Regions from separate parts of the Homo sapiens genome. Here region 2 is linked to region 1. Evidence: read pairs that join two places in POLR2A ChIA-PET (ENCODE). Cell type or tissue: A673. All regions are shown on one strand. Each heading gives the region's core, and the rest is flanking DNA. Links, peaks and the distances in the headings are about the cores only.

The links. ChIA-PET counts read pairs that join two places held together with the same protein. Peaks named below come from ENCODE experiments on the same cell type or tissue, not always from the same donor. Only the 100,000 strongest peaks of a DNase experiment are listed, where the experiment ranks them.
Region 2: POLR2A ChIA-PET joins it to region 1 with 19 read pairs; 2 of 35 experiments call an interaction of 5 or more read pairs at or near these places.

Annotation. Positions count from the first base shown.
Region 1 is chr11:72,755,336-72,763,244 of GRCh38, reverse strand. It overlaps STARD10 (StAR related lipid transfer domain containing 10), which reads left to right. Exons shown (of 7, transcript NM_006645.3): 3 at 3,864-4,011; 4 at 4,612-4,715; 5 at 5,361-5,478; 6 at 7,492-7,544. Among named protein-coding and RNA genes, the nearest start is that of ARAP1, 6.9 kb to the right of the region's middle. RefSeq lists an enhancer at 183-392. In A673, for the core only: no CTCF peak of the experiment used is centred there; a DNase peak (open chromatin) is centred at 4,044.
Region 2 is chr11:73,202,388-73,210,296 of GRCh38, reverse strand. No RefSeq gene overlaps it. Among named protein-coding and RNA genes, the nearest start is that of P2RY2, 12 kb to the left of the region's middle. In A673, for the core only: no CTCF peak of the experiment used is centred there; no DNase peak of the experiment used is centred there.

The sequences.
Region 1 (7,909 bases), core at 2,851-5,350:
TTATTCGATGGAATATCTACAGTTATGGTCATTATTGAGTTTAATATGCAGCTTATCTCAGATTGAGCCCATGGTAGAGTGATCAACTGTCCTAGCTTGCCTGGGACTGGGGGATTTCCCAGGATGTGAGACTTGCAGTGGTAAAACTGGGGAAGTCCTCGGTAAACCTTGAAGAGTTGGCCACTGTGCCAGGGGAAGAGCCCTTCAAGCTGGTTCCGGTGTCCAAAATCTCTATCATTCTTTGAGTATTTGCTTACTTCCTGGCACAAGAAGATGTTCCATGCTCATCTTATACTTTCTCTGACCCAGCCCTGGAATCACCCATTTTTCCAAGAAGACCTAGAACCAGGGACCTTTTGAGTAGCAGGCTATACCACACCACGGAGACTGAGCCAGATGGAACTCATTCACTGCCCACAGGCCACACTCTTGCCTGCCTCTGCACCTTGGCTGGCTGTTCTTTCTGCCAGGGGCACTTGGCAAACCCCTACCTCCTGCACTGAGATTCTCCATGAAGCCTGATCCCCCGACCCAGCCCATGGAGCTGATTTCCTTCTTATGCCCCCAATGAGCACTTTAGGACATCTCCCCATTTCCAAGGTGGGCTCCTCCTTTCACTGCAGACCTCTCAAAGACAGGCCTCGAATTCATCTCTGACTCTTCTGGGCTCAGTACAGGGCTGGAGCTGGGGGCTGCTGATTAAATGGTTGGATCTAGTTATGCCCCATTATAGAGCAGAAAGGTAAATGGGGTAGAAAGGGAGGGTGAATTGTTTAGGGTGACACAAACAATATTGCAGTCTCGAGTCTGTCCTTGAACCTTGTTTTTCTTAATCCTATAATGGGGCCAATATCCCAGAGCGCTGCTGTAAGAATAAAATAATGTGTATAAAGCACTTAGTGTAATACCTGGCACATGGTGGGTGCACCTGTCAGTATTGCTGGGGGACCTTTCCAAATTGTTTTCATTATTTCAGAATTAGTACTATACATGTTAGATAATAAGAAATATAGACAAGTGGCCGGGCACAGTGGCTCACACCTGTAATCCAAGCACTTTGGGAGGCCGAGGCGGGAGGATCACCTGAGGTCAGGAGTTTGAGACCAGCCTGGCCAACATGGTGAAACCCCGTCTCTATTAAAAATACAAAAATTAGCCAGGCATGATGGTGGGTGCCTATAATCCCAGCTACTCAGGAGGCTGAGGCAGAAGAATCACTTGAACCCGGGAGGCGTAGGTTGCGGTGAGCCAAGATCGTGTCATTGCACTCCAGCCTAGGCAACAAAAGCGAAACTCCATCTCAAAAAAAAAAAAAAAAAAAAAAAAAGAAAAGAAAAGAAAAAGAAATACAGACAAGCAAAATGAAACCATCACATTCCTATCTATCATTTAGAGATCTCCACTGTTAACACCTTAGCAATTGTGCTTCCTGAGCTTCCTCTATGCGTATATTTTTTTTCCCCCAATTGAGGTTATGCTGCTTTTTTTTTGTTTGTTTTTTAAGATGGAGTCTTGCTCTGTCACCCAGGCTGGAGCACACAGCATGATCTCGGCTCACGGAAACCTCCACCTCCCAGATTCAGGCGATTCTCCTGCCTCAGCTTCCTGAGTAGCTGGGATTACAGTTATGTGCCACTACGCCCAGATAATTTTTGTATTTTTGGTAGAGATGGTTGGCCAGGCTGGTCTCGAACTCCTGACCCCAAGTGATCTGCCCGTCTCAGCCTCCAAAAGTGCTGGGATGACAGGTATGAGCCACCGCGCCCAACCTATTTTGTAACCTTTTTTTAGGCAGCAGTTTCCACCATTTTGTTTCTGTAAATTTTCAGTGCATTTGATACTCTGATCATGTTCACTTTTCTCCAGTTGTCCCAAAAATCCCCTTTATAGATGGTGTGTCCAAATCAGTTTGCAATGCAGAGACACACTTTACATGTGGTTGTTATGTCCTGCCAGTCAGTCCCACCCAGCCCCTTTGTTTACGTTGACCAGTAGAAGAGCCTGGGCCAGGAGTCCCGTGGAATGATTCACTGTCTGGCTCTGTCTGGTTGCATTCTCATGTGGTGTCACTTAGCTCATTCCTCTGTCCTCTGTATTTTCTGTAAACTGAAGTTATATCCAAGGCGTGATGGGTTTCTTGGTGCCTAGAATAGCTAGCAGGTGTCGGTGTGTCCTTCCTGCGGCATCCCACCACCATTAGTGGGGCCAAGGCCTATTCTGGGATGAGGGGGAAGACAGTGTGACCTCTCCCTCATATGGTTGCTTATCTCCTCTTGTGAGTGGAAAAGTATTATGTGAGGGTTCCCTTGGCACTGTCTAAATGCCAGTTCTGGGAGATCTTTTTAAACTACACAAGAAAACTTGTCCATTTGCTGAGAGGAACTTGATCTTGGGGATAGGGCACTTGGGTAAAAAAAAAAAAAAATCACAGAACAAGGATATTGAGTTTCATCTCACTGAGTGCAAACCTAGGGAAACCTCGTTCTGATTTTACTTGCTTTCCAGACATGTGATCTGGGTTAAATCCTGGCTCTGCTACTTACCAGCTGAGTGACATTGGGCGAGTTACTTAACCTCTTTGAGCCTCAAGTTCCTCCTTGGATTTCTTATCTGACAGAGTTGTTGGTGAGGGGGTTAAATAAAACAAGGTGTCCTTGGCCGTCTTCTACCCAGATGGAAAGCTCTTTGAGGGCAAGGCTAATACACAGTAAGAAATCCAGGCTGGGCGCGGCGGCTTATGCCTGTAATCCCAGCACTTTTGGAGGCAGAGGCAGGTGGATCACAAGGTCAGGAGTTAGAGACCAGCCTGGCCAACATGGTGAAACCCCGTCTCTACTAAAAATACAAAAAATTAGCCGGGAGTGGTGGCAGGTGCCTGTAATCCCATCTACTCAGGAGGCTGAGGCAGGAGAATCCTTTGAAACCGGAAGGCAGAGCTTGCAGTGAGCCGAGATCACGCCACTGTACTCCAGCCTGGGCAACAAGAGCAAAACTCCGTCTCAATAAATGAATGAATGAATGAATGAAAAAAAGAAAGAAATCCAGGCCGGGTGTGGTGGCTGACACCTGTAATCCCAGCACTTTGGGAGGCCGAGGTGGGTGGATCACAAGGTCAAGAGATTGAGACCATTCTGGTCAACATGGTGAAACCCCATCTCTACTAAAAATACAAAAATTAGCTGGGCACGTGCCTGTAATCCCAGCTATTCTGGAGGCTGAGGTAGGAGAATCACTTGAACCCGGGAGGCAGAGGTTGCAGTGAGCCAAGATCGCGCCACTGCACTCCAGCCTGGGTGACAAGAGCGAAACTCCATCTCAAAAAAAGAAAAAAAAAATCCAAAGATGTTTGTTGAAGGAAAAACAAACAAACAAACCACAAATAAGAGGACAGGTGGTATGGCCGCGTGATAAGTACCAGGGAGGAAATAAATCATCCACTTTGGCATTCGACTTTCATTTATGCTTTCATTTCATTTAACATGTAGCTATTCCAGGCTCCAGGCTGAAGCAACCATGAGCCTCTGCCCACGAGGAGCTCACAGGGGTCTGGGAGGGCACAGACATAGAGATGCATTGTGTGGGAGCCCAGAAGGTCTGGCTGGGAAGGCTTCCTGGAGGAGGAGACTGGGCTGAGTCGGGGGAGATGGTCTCTGGATACAGAGGCTGTCTGTCTCCTGGCACAGGTGGCTTTTTGGGGAGCTGGACAGGGCTTGTGGCAAGAAGGAAGTCCATGCTGGTTTCAGAGGCCCCTGTTCTTTGCTGTCCTCTTTCTCTTCCTCCCCCTCTGCCTGTCTGCCTTCTGGTCCCCTGGCCAAGGCTCTGAGCCCCATATGATCCTGACAACCCATATATCTTGTCTGCAGTGCCGGATGGAGTGCTGTGATGTGCCAGCCGAGACACTCTACGACGTCCTACACGACATTGAGTACCGCAAGAAATGGGACAGCAACGTCATTGAGACTTTTGACATCGCCCGCTTGACAGTCAACGCTGACGTGGGCTATTACTCCTGTGAGCAGGCGTAGCACGCTGATCCCAGTCCCCTTGGCCTCCATCCAGGCCTCCCACCAAGCCTCCTCTTCCCCCCTCCCTCCTGTGGTTACTCACATGACCAAGCTGCTCGGAGACTTGAGTGCTGAGAGATAGAGCTGCCCTCCCTGTCCACTCCTAGACCCTTAGGCACACACCCATACACTTACAAATACATATGCACTCACATGTTCACGTATATACATACACACATAGGCATACACTCAATCAGGCACACAGCCCCCACCCACATGCCACATAGTCCCAGGCACACATTTTCATGCACACTCATACTGTTTTTCTCTTGTACACTCACGTTCACGTAGACAAACCAGCCAGGCCAACAATGTAAGGGCTATGTGAGGCTGTAAGGAGCAGGGCTGGCTGGAGACAGTAGGGACAGGTCTTGCCCTGTCTCTTTTCTGGCTCCAGCTGTGGGACTGTGGTCTGGGAGGGAGGTGTATCTTTGCACTGGAGAGCTGGCAGTTAATTAGGCATCCCTGCATCTCTGGCCTCTGCCACACCCTCCCTTGTAGGCAGGTGGACCAGTGGTCTGGCTGAACTGTCCCTTGCCCCCCACAGGGAGGTGTCCCAAGCCCCTGAAGAACCGTGATGTCATCACCCTCCGCTCCTGGCTCCCCATGGGCGCTGATTACATCATTATGAACTACTCAGTCAAACATCCCGTGAGTCAACCTGCCTTCCCTGCGGTGGAGCAGGGGAGAGGGTCAGGCAGCGCAAGGCTGAGGCTGCCACCATGACTTCAATATGACTTCGGGCAGGCATGGGCCCACTGGCCCTCAGTTTCCTTCCTGTACAGTGAGGATAATGGCTCCTCTCTCCCTGCTGGGTCTCTTGAGCAGATCAGGAGAGGGCAGTGTGGCCACCTCTGTGGCAAGTGGGTGGGATGGGCTGACTTCGATTGGTTGGGCTCTGGGACAGGGAAATGAGGAACAAGAGGTGAGAGGCAGGGTCCTCTGGTCCTCCCTGAGGCTAAGCCACCTTGATCTCCCTGGGCAAGGACAGGCAGGTATAGCTGGCCTGGGCAAGGGTGAGTGTGTGTGTCTGTGAGTGCCCATATGTGCTCATGAGCCCTGACCCCAGACTGGGGGCTTTTCTGAGGGGAACAGGAAAAGCTTCAAGAGGGGCTAGGATGACCTACTCTGGTTCTTCCCTTTCTCTGCACCCAGAATCAGGACTGATCTGTAACAGATGTCACGGCATGTGAATTAACTGTATGTGTGTGTGCGCGTGCGCGTTTGTGTATACTCACAAAAACATCTTCTTTGCCCCCACCCCGAGTCTCACCTCCCTGTGCCTTCCATCCCCAGAAATACCCACCTCGGAAAGACTTGGTCCGAGCTGTGTCCATCCAGACGGGCTACCTCATCCAGAGCACAGGGCCCAAGAGCTGCGTCATCACCTACCTGGCCCAGGTGGACCCCAAAGGTGAGGGCTTGGCCCTGGCAGCCTATCATGGGATCCTTCCCTATACCACAGGGGTGGGGCCTGATCTACTAGGGATCCAGAAGGGCATCTGTTAGGAGCTGTTTTGCATTTTGGGGCATTTCCATCCAAAGCCTTCCTTGAACCAAGGCTTGGGACTTTACAGTGGTTTGAAAAGAGTGGGCCAGGGAGGTGCCACTGCCCCACTGATGAAGCTGGGAGCACTTTTCCTGGGCTCTGCCGTCCCCATGCTCTGCCTTGTTCCCTGCTCACTGGCTGTTCCCTCTGCCTGTCCTGGATGCCTGGGTTTTCTAGGCCTTAGTCTTCTCTCCCTGGGGATGGCTCAGCCACCCCTGTGGCTTCTGTCACAAGTGGCCATGTCTCTCTCAGCTGAGATTCAGATTCCTGTGGCCATCGGCCACCTGGACATCTCCCTTCGGATGTCTTCCAGGCACCTAAGCCTCGTTGTGTCCAGTGGGGAACTCGCCATCTTTCCTCCTAACTTGCCCCTTGCCCTAAGTCTCCACTTTTCAGTCACCCATGCCCAGAACCTGCCATCATTTGGGGTCACTCCCTCTTCCTCAGCCAAATCCAGCCATTGATTTTTTTTTTTTTTTTTTTTTTGAGACAGAGTTTCACTCTTGTTTCCCAGGCTGGAGTGCAATGGTGCAATCTCGGCTCACTGCAACCTCTGCCTCCCGGGTTCAAATGATTCTCCTGCCCCAGCCTCCCGAGTAACTGGGATTACAGGCATCTGTCACCACCCCCAGCTAACTTTTTGTATTTTTAGTAGAGATGGGGTTTCACCATGTTGGCCAGCCTGGTCTCGAACTCCTGACCTTGTGATCCACCCACCTTGGCCTCCCAAAGTGCTGGGATTACAGGCGTGAGCCACCGCGCTTAGCCCCCGTCACTGATTCTTATTGATTCTGCCTCCTCCTCGGCAGTTCCTGAGTCTGGCATTTCTCTCCATACCAACTACCTTGTCTGTGTATAACAGCGGCCAGAGGAATTTCTCTAAAACACTTATCTCCTCATGACTCTCATCTGCTTGAAGTTACTCTGTGGCTCTCCATTGCCCTCCAAGAAAAGCCTAAGCCCTGTCCCAGGTCTCCTGGTGTCTCTCACACCTCACCCATCCCCACTTCTGTGCCCAGGCAGCCCTTCCCCGAAGCCTCCCCTCCTCGCCCCTCCAGGGGTGCTGTGGGTGTCACCTCCTGATCCCTGACACTCAGGGGAGTCACTGGCTCCCTGTTCTGTAGTCCATTCCCCTCTAGTAGAACAGTCGGCTCCTGTTGGGCCCCCAGTGAGTTCCTCTCTGGGTCCCCAGGGCTGGCCCAGGGTGGGTGTCACAGTGAACATGGAGTGAGTGAGTGAGTGAGTGAGTGAATGACTAGAGGATGGGGAAGCCTTGAGCATCCTTGCCTGGAAATGCTTCAAGCCCCAGAGCGCACAGTGGTCCAGGCCTAGCACTCCCCCGGCACCTCATTGTGTTGGGTGTCAGAGGTGGAGTGGACACTTGGGAATGAGATAGGGTGGAGAGCTGGGCAGTGGATTCCAGGTCAGGCCAGGCTGGGGTGCTCAGCCAGAGGCCTGTGTGGTCAGGGGAGGACTTGGAAGGACAGGCAGGGGAGGGGCTGAGCGTCAGGGGCATTCCTGGGAGGGAGGTTAGGTTGAGAAGGGATGTCAGTGTGATTGAGTGAGGCAGCAGGTGCAGCAGGGTGGGTCAGAGTTTCCACCCATGTATAGCCTGTGCTTACCTAGGACCCTGTGGTTTTCTTCCACGTAATCTTTGAGGCTGGGCAGAGGGAAAGTGGGGGACAGAGCTAAGCCTGAGGACTTCGGTCTGAGGTGGAAGGGAGTGAGGGTAAAGGCTTGTAGGACTTGCCTCACACACCTCCTCCTCATGGGGAAGACAGTGGCCTCCCTGGAAGCTCTGGGCAGAGGGTGGGGCTTTTGTCAGGGGCGGAGGGGCTGGGTCCCTGAGGCTGCTTCCTCCCTTCCCTGCCCTCACAGGCTCCTTACCCAAGTGGGTGGTGAATAAATCTTCTCAGTTCCTGGCTCCCAAGGTGAGTGGCCTTGGGATTTTGGGGAGGGGTGTTGAAGACTGGAAAGAGGACTATGGAATGAGGTGGGTGGAGTCAAGCCTGGAGCCTGAGGGCCAGGCGTGGTGGCTCATGCCTGTAATCCCAGCACTTTGGGAGGCCTTGGCAGGTGGATTACCTGAGGTCGGGAGTTCAAGACCAGCCTGGCCAACATGGTGAAACCCTGTCTCTACTAAAAATACAAAAATTAGCTGAGTGTGATGGTGGGTGCCTGTAATCCCAGCTACTCGGGAGGCTAAGGCAGGAGAATCACTTGAACCTGGAAGGCAGAGGTTGCAGTGAGCCGATATCATGCCACTGCACTCCAGCCTGGGCCACACAGTGAGATT
Region 2 (7,909 bases), core at 1,992-4,491, 450 kb before region 1:
CCTGACCTCAAGTGATCCATCTGCCTCAGCTTCCCTCATTTTCCTTTTTGAAAAAACACAAAAGAGTATCATAAAGATACACACTGACCCTTGCATGTTATCACTTAACAGTGTATCTTGGAGATCTTTCCAAGTCAGTACATTGGAAGCTTCTTCATTCTTTATAAGGGCCGCATAGTATCCCATTGTATAGTCATACCATAATGTATTTAACCAGTCCTCTGTTGGTGGACATTTGGGTTGTTGCCAATTTTTTGCTAGTACAAACAATGCTGCAATGAATAGCCTTGTACATATTTTTTTGCTTGGGTGTAAATATATGTAGGAAAATTTCACAGAAACTTATTACTCGATCAAAAGGATTGTGCATTTGAAGATGTGATAACTGTTGTCAAATTGTCAGCCACCGAGATTGTATTCATTTACCCTTCCACCAGCAGTGTATGGGAGTGCCTGTATCTCCATAGCCTCATCAACACTGTGATATCAAACTTTTGGATTTTTGCCAGTCTGATAGGTGAAAAGTCATGTCTCAGTGTAGTTTTAATTTGTCAGGTTTTTTTTTTTGTTTTGAGTGCATATCTTCATAACAAAAGTATAATTTATGATCCATTTCCATTTCCTTTTCCATTACAGTCATGAGTTGCTTAAAGACTGGGATGCTTTCTAAGAAACGTGTCACTTTGCGATTTCATCATTGTGTGAACGTGAACACAAACCCAGATGGTATAGCCTACTACACACCTAGGCTATATGGTATAGCCTATTGCTCCTAGGCCACAAACTTGTACCTGTACTGAATACTAGAGGCAATTGTAATACAATGGTAAGTATTCGTATATCTAGACATATCTACACATAGAAAAGGTACAGTAAAAACACAGTATTATAATCCTATGGGACCACTGTTGTATATGCAGTTCATCATTGATCAAAACATCACTATGCGGTGCATGACTGTATATCCTTTAGCCATTTTTCTATTAAGTTGTTGGTCTTACTGATTTGCATTAGCTTATTGTATTTTAGGAAGATTATTCATCCCTCTGTCTGTGACCTGAATTGAAAATATTTTTTCCTAGTTTGTCATTTGTCTTTAGGTTTTACTTAGTGTCTTAGTCCATTTTCTGTTGCTATGACTGAATACCATAGACAGGGTAATTAATAAAGAATAGAGATTTATTTAGCTCATGATTCTGGAGGCTGGGAAGTTCAAGAGCATGGTTCAGGCATCTAGTGAGGGCCTTCCTGCTGTAGCATGACATGGTGAGAGGTATCGCATGGCAATACGGAGCAAGCATGCTAGCTTAGGTTTCTCTTCCTCTCCTTATAAAGCTACCAGTCCCATCATGTGGGCCCCACCTTGATGACTTTGTCTAATCCTAAGTGCCTCCTGAAGGCCCCACTTCCAATCAACAATGAATTTAGGGATTAAGTCACTAACACATGAAATTTGGAGGACATGTTCAAATCATAGCACTTAGGTTTGTAACTTTTTTTTAACATAGAAGTTTTAATTTTTCTGTGATTTAATTTATCAATCTTTTATTTTTATTTTTATTTTTTTTTTATTCAGGGTCTCATTTTGTCCCCCAGGCTGGAGTGCAGTGGCATTTTCTCAGCTCACTGCAGCCTTGACCTCCCAGGCTCAAGCAATCCTCTCTCCTCAGCCTCATAAGTACCTGGGACTACAGGCGTGCACCACCACACCTAGCTAATTTTGTTTTGTTTTTTGTAGAGACAAGGTCTCACTATGTTGCCCAAGCTGGTCTCAAACTCCTGTACTCAAGTGATCCTCCTACCTCAGCCTCCCAAAGTGCTGGGATTACAGATGTGAGCCATGGCACCTGGCCAATCTCTTCTTTTATGGCTTCTGGAGTTTGAGTCATAATTAGAAAGGTTTTTCTACTCCAACATTTCTTCCCCATATATTCTTTTAATACTTGTTTTTCTCTTTTTTCACGTTTATCTTTAATACATGTATTTGGATATTCTGTATTATTTTAAGTATTTCTTGTAAGCAGCATATTATGTAGTTGACTTTTGTTTTTAAACATGAGAATATAAAAATATTTGCCTTCAATAACTTAGCTTAATTTGTTTATATATATTTCATAATAATGTGGCCTCATTTTGCTTCATTTTTGTGCTTCCTTATTGCTTTATTTTTTGTTCTTTGCTATACTTTTTAGGCTTTTCTTGCTTTTAGCTTCTATAATGATTTTGAAGGTGAAGATCAAGTTTGTAATTCTTTAAACCTTTTTTTCTTTTGAGACAGGATCTCGCTCTGTCACCCAGGCTGGAGTGCAATGGTGGGATCTCAGCTCACTACAGCCTCCACCTCCCAGGTTCAAGTAATTCTCATGCCTCAGCCACCCGAGTAGCTGGGATTACCAGCACACGCTGCCACACACAGCTGATTTTTGTATTTTTAGTAGAGATGGGATTTCACCATGTTAGCCAGGCTGGTCTCGAACTCCTGGCCTCAAGTTATCCACCTGCCTCAGCCTCCTAAGGTCCTGGGACTACAGACGTGAGCCACTGCACCTGGCCTTTTTAAATCTTTAGATTAGTCAACCACATATACTTAAATGTATATTTATCAAATTACCAAAGTCAGTAGAAGGTGCTGTTTTTTACACTGTACTGGCTGTGTTTAATGGATCTCTACTTTTGTCTGCATTGTACAGATGAGGAAACTAAAGCTCAGCATGTTTAAGTAGTTTGCCCAAGGTCGCCCAATAATTTTTTTTTTTTTGAGACGGAGTCTTGCTCTGTTGCCCAGGCTGGAGTGCAGTGGCGCAATCTCGGGTCACTGCAACCTCCACCTCCTGGGTTCAAGTGATTGTCCTGCCTCAGCCCACCGAGCAGCTGGGATTACAGGCACACACCACCACGCCCGGCTAGTTTTTGTATTTTTAGTAGAGACGGCGTTTCTCCATATTGGCCAGGCTAGTCTCGAACTTCTGACCTCAGGTGATCTGCCCACCTCAGCTTCCCAAAGTGCTGGGATTACAGGCATGAGCCACCGTGCCCAGCCTAATAATTTTTAATGATCTCTGGATGATGAGAAATTAGCAAGCTTAAGCCAGGCAGGGCAACCCCAGAGCTGGAGTGGAGGAAATCTCGGCTAAACAACAGGGCTGAAAATGAAGGAGGGGCGAATTCCTCAAAGTAAAATCCCTATGGCCTCATAACCTTTCATATGGAACTCTTGGATTTTTGCCAGTCTGATAGGTGAGAAATCATAGCTCACTGTAGTTGTGGTTTGCATTTCTCTTATGAGTGAGACCAACCATCTTTTCATATATTTGAAAGCCATTTGCATCTTCATTTAGATGAACTGCCTATTCATATCTTTTGCCCACTTGGGAGGTACTCAGCAAATAACCACTAAATCAAAGCTTCCTGGATTGTTTGTTTGTTTTGAGAATACCAAACAGATGACTTTTAGAGTTTTATTCTTTCTTACAGAAAATCATTTCTGAGATAATAAACTCTTCATCTGAACCTTCGGGACAATTTTCTTCCTGCCGGTGCTGTGAGATCTTCTCACAGATTCCATATTGATTGTTTTTGTTCACTCTCTCTTGATCAGGCGGAAATAAAGCCAGGCTAAGGACTGCCCCCTGATCCTTTCAACCTTATGCAGTAAAGCTCAATAATTGTGGAAGTCTCAGTTCCACCATTGGACAGCCAGTGTAGACACAGAAAAAGAAGCTGACCGGGGTCGATTAGGGGAATTTTCATCATCATATCATGGCACTTGAACAGCACTCTGTGTATGTAAATTCATGTATTATGTGTGTGCATTTGTGTATATATATATACACTAAATACATATGTGCTAAATTTATGCACACACATTAATTTAGTTCTCACAACATTTCTGTAAACAGTACTGTAAACAGTACAACATTCCTGTAAATAGTACTTTTACTGTTTCCATTTTACAGATGACCAAGGTGAGGCACAGAGAGGTTATATAACTTGTCCAAGCTCACACAGCTAAAATCTGGTGGAACCATAACTACCTACATGATCTGATCCCAGAATCCATTCCCTCAATCATTCTGACCGGCTTGGAAGATAATTTCTGTGTTGTTAAGCCATGACCAAACATCCATCTGGTCACTGCTGCCCCTGAGTCTCTGAGACTGGTGTAGGCAGTGGGGATTAGTCTCTCTTATCTACTTTGGAACCTTCGGTTCTTCATTCATTAATTCATTTAATCCTCTGATTCATTCAATAAATATGTATTGAGTGCCTACTATGTGTCAAGTCCTGTGCCGGGTGCCAGAGATACCAAGATAAATTAGATATGGTCTTTGTCCTTAAAGGCCTTGAAAGGTGGGGGATAAGACATGGTCAGTTAACGGCACAGATGACACATGCTGTTCTGTTCCAAAGGGAGTAGCAGGTGGTGTGTTGTCTAAGAATGTGTTTCTCAATCTGGCCCCATCTACCATCTGGTTAGCGCAATTTCTCCCTTGCACTTTACCCTGTGATCTTCTCTTATCTTTAGTTTCTAAAGCATCACTGCAAGCTTTTGGATTTCTGCATATCTTCTTGAGCATTTTCACAGGATATGGAGATTAGTCTCATCAGTCATATCTGCTGTCCTTTTTTTATCATCCCAGGAAAGTGTCCTTGTTCCTGTAAGTAATGGGAAGCCAGGGAAGGATTCAGAGTAGGATAGATGGGCACTTTAGAATGACCACTCCAGCTATAATGTGGAAAATAGACTGAATGGTGGAGGTAAGATAAGCAGCCCAGTCAGAAAACTGCTCCAGTGCCCAGGTGGAATTATCTGAGCAAAGACTGCGGCTGGGGGAGACAGGAGGGTATGGATTCAATGAGTATCAAGCAAATGGAATCAAAGGGACTAAGTAATTCAATCAACAGTGTTTAATTAGCACCTGTTAAGTGCCAGGCACTGTGCCAGGTGCCCAGAATACAGCAGGGAACAAGATAGACACAGCCTCTGCCTTCATTGCATCTAGATGGGGAAATGGACAATTGGAGCCTTTACAATAAAAGATGATAAACAATGCAACAGAGGACATCAGGGCACTGCAGGAAAACAGAAGGGGGCACACGAGGGGGCGTGAGGGAAGAGTCCGGGCTGATGCCTGGATTTCTGCCTTGGCTGCAGGAGTATATGATGGGGCCATCGTCTGAGCCAGAGAATCCAGGAGGGCAGAACCCTATGGACGTCTCTCTGGGTCCCCCCAAGCCCAGGCCAGGGCAGGAGCAGGGGAGGTGGTGAGCAGAGACTGTTGAATGAATGGATAAATGAATGTGGGCATGCGAATACTCCCCAGCCCTCAGCCCGGCCCTGAAAGAGGAAGATGGGGAGTGGTCCTGAAAGAAACTAGAAGTTTCAGGAAGCCCAGTGGTTACTCAACAACCACAAACTGTCAGCCTCTTCCCAGTTACCCAACGGGCCATATGAGGCAGCCGTGACGCTCCTGATGTCCAGCAGGACAAGCCGGGCTGCCCATGACTCTGTATCTGGGGCCTGGATAGCGGGCAGACTCAGCATACCCCTAGCTGTTCTGAGGCCACCAGTGTGGGCCCCAAAGGCTATTGGAGACCTTCCTGGAACTGGCAGGGAAGGAAGAATTAGCCCTCCAAATTCCCTGGGCATGTGTTCCTAGAGTTGGGACCCTTCCTCTGGCTCCTGCATTCTTGAAGTGTCCCCCTGCCTCAGCACCAAGCCTCCTGGGCTGGGCCTGGGTCTGTTTGCCTCTATCCAAAAGCAGAAATTGATAATTATCTTCTGTGTGCCCAGTGCCCAGCTTGGACAACCCCTTCCCCCCAGCACATGATATAAAATTTCTCTTCTTTCTCATTTTACTTTTTTTGTTTGTTTGTTTTGAGACAGGATCTCTCTCTGTCATCCAAGCTGGAGTACAGTGGTGTGATAATGCCTCACTGAAGCCTTAACCTCCTGGCCTCAAGTGATCCTCCCACCCCAGCCTCCCATGTAGCTGGGACTACAGGTGTGCCCCACCATGCCCAGCTAATTTTTCTATTTATTTTTTTGTAGAGATGGGTTTTTGCCATCTTGCCAGGCTAGTCTCAGATTCCTGGGTTCAAGCAATCTGCCCCCCCTCAGCATCCCTAAGTCCTGAAATTACAGGCATGAGCCTCTGTGCCCTGCCAGGAAATGTTTCTTTAGTTCAGAGAGAGGTGTACCCTAAGCCCAGGGGCCAGGCTCCCCCACCCTCAGGAGAAGGAAGGTTCATCGGGAGCCACATAAACACCATGTCGTTGGCATGTGGCCAGGATACCCATGGTTACACCATGAGTGGGTGGGCCTAGGCTCTGACAGCCTCTGACCCAGGGTGGGGAAGGCACCAACCCACTGCCCCGCCTCTACCCCTGTCCGCTGTCCATATCTGAGTGTCCTGAAATGGGAGAATCTTTGAATCTAAAGGATAGAAAGGCCCTCTGTGGTCTTGTTGTCCACCTGCCCTTTTTTTTCTGTCTTTCTGGTCCATTCATTCTCCTTAATAATTATTTACCACCCCTCAAAAAATTGTCTGCATTCCTATCTTCTCCCTCCCCTATGAAAAGGATATATGAGCTTCTGTACCCCATCGGGGGCTTGGAATCGCCACTCGATAGTTCTCCCTCATGCACATTAATGAATGTGTCTGCCTTTTCTCCTATTCATCTGCCTTTGGTCAGTTGATGTTTCAGCAAATATTTAGAGGGCAAAGGGGAAGTTTTCCCTTGGCCCCTAAAGTCGCTGGCCAGGTGTTTGCCATCAGCATGGGATTACATGGAACTGGCAGGGAAAGACTTCTGTGGCTTCTTTGGCTCCTGTCGCTGCTAGTAGGTTGCAAAAGGGCCTAATGGCCCCTGGTATAAATGCAGGTGCATTTGCGTGTGTGTGTGTGTATGTGTGTGTATGTTTAGCTTGTGTTTATTTTATCCATAGATGTTTATATTAGTATATATTACTTTATATAGTTATATATATACATATATAATAGCGAAATGTATAAGTATACATAAATGGATATTTTATGTGTATGTGTGTGTGTATACATATATACATTTCTTTATTTATGTTTTATTATTATTTTTCTTGAGATGGGAGTCTTGCTCTGTCACCCAGACTGGAGTGCAGTGGCACGATCTCAGCTCACTGCAACCTCCACCTCCCAGGTTCAAGTGATTTTCCTGCCTCAGCCTCCTGAGTAGCTGGGATTATAGGCACGCACCACCACGCCTGGCTAATTTTTGTATTTTTAGTAGAGACGGGTTTCACCATGTTGGTCAGGCTGGTCTCGAACTCCTAACCTCATGATTCGCCCTCCTTGGCCTCCCAAAGTGCTGGGATCACAGGCGTGAGTCACTGCGCCTGGTCACATACGTACATTTCTTTTTCTTCTCACATATATGGGGAAATGCCACCAGATTGGCAGACGGTGCTACAAATTTATATGTATAAATATCTAGATTTTAATTTTTATTTATTTATCTATTGATGCATATAATTATATATATAACATATTTCTTATATACTTAAAAATAGAAATCTTTTATTTGTGAGTGTATATATATTTCTAGTTTTGCCTTTCCTTGTGTCTGTACCCATAAAACACTCAAGTGACAGGCAGCGCCACACCGTTTCTTGAGAGCAGGTTCCGAAACCCTGAGTCTCCACTGACCCTTGTTCCTCTGGTCTCATGTGAGGACACAGCTGTACATTGGACTCTAGATGTCAGAGCCATTTGTTCCCATGGTGTCTCCATGAGGTTGAGCCCCCACTCTAGGAGAAAACAGCTGTTTCGGGGTGAATGGGGGCAGCAAAACCCAGATGGACCTGGTAGTCTCAGGCGGTCTCACATTCAAGTCCTATCTGATTGCAACTTCTCCGAGCTTCTAAGAAGAG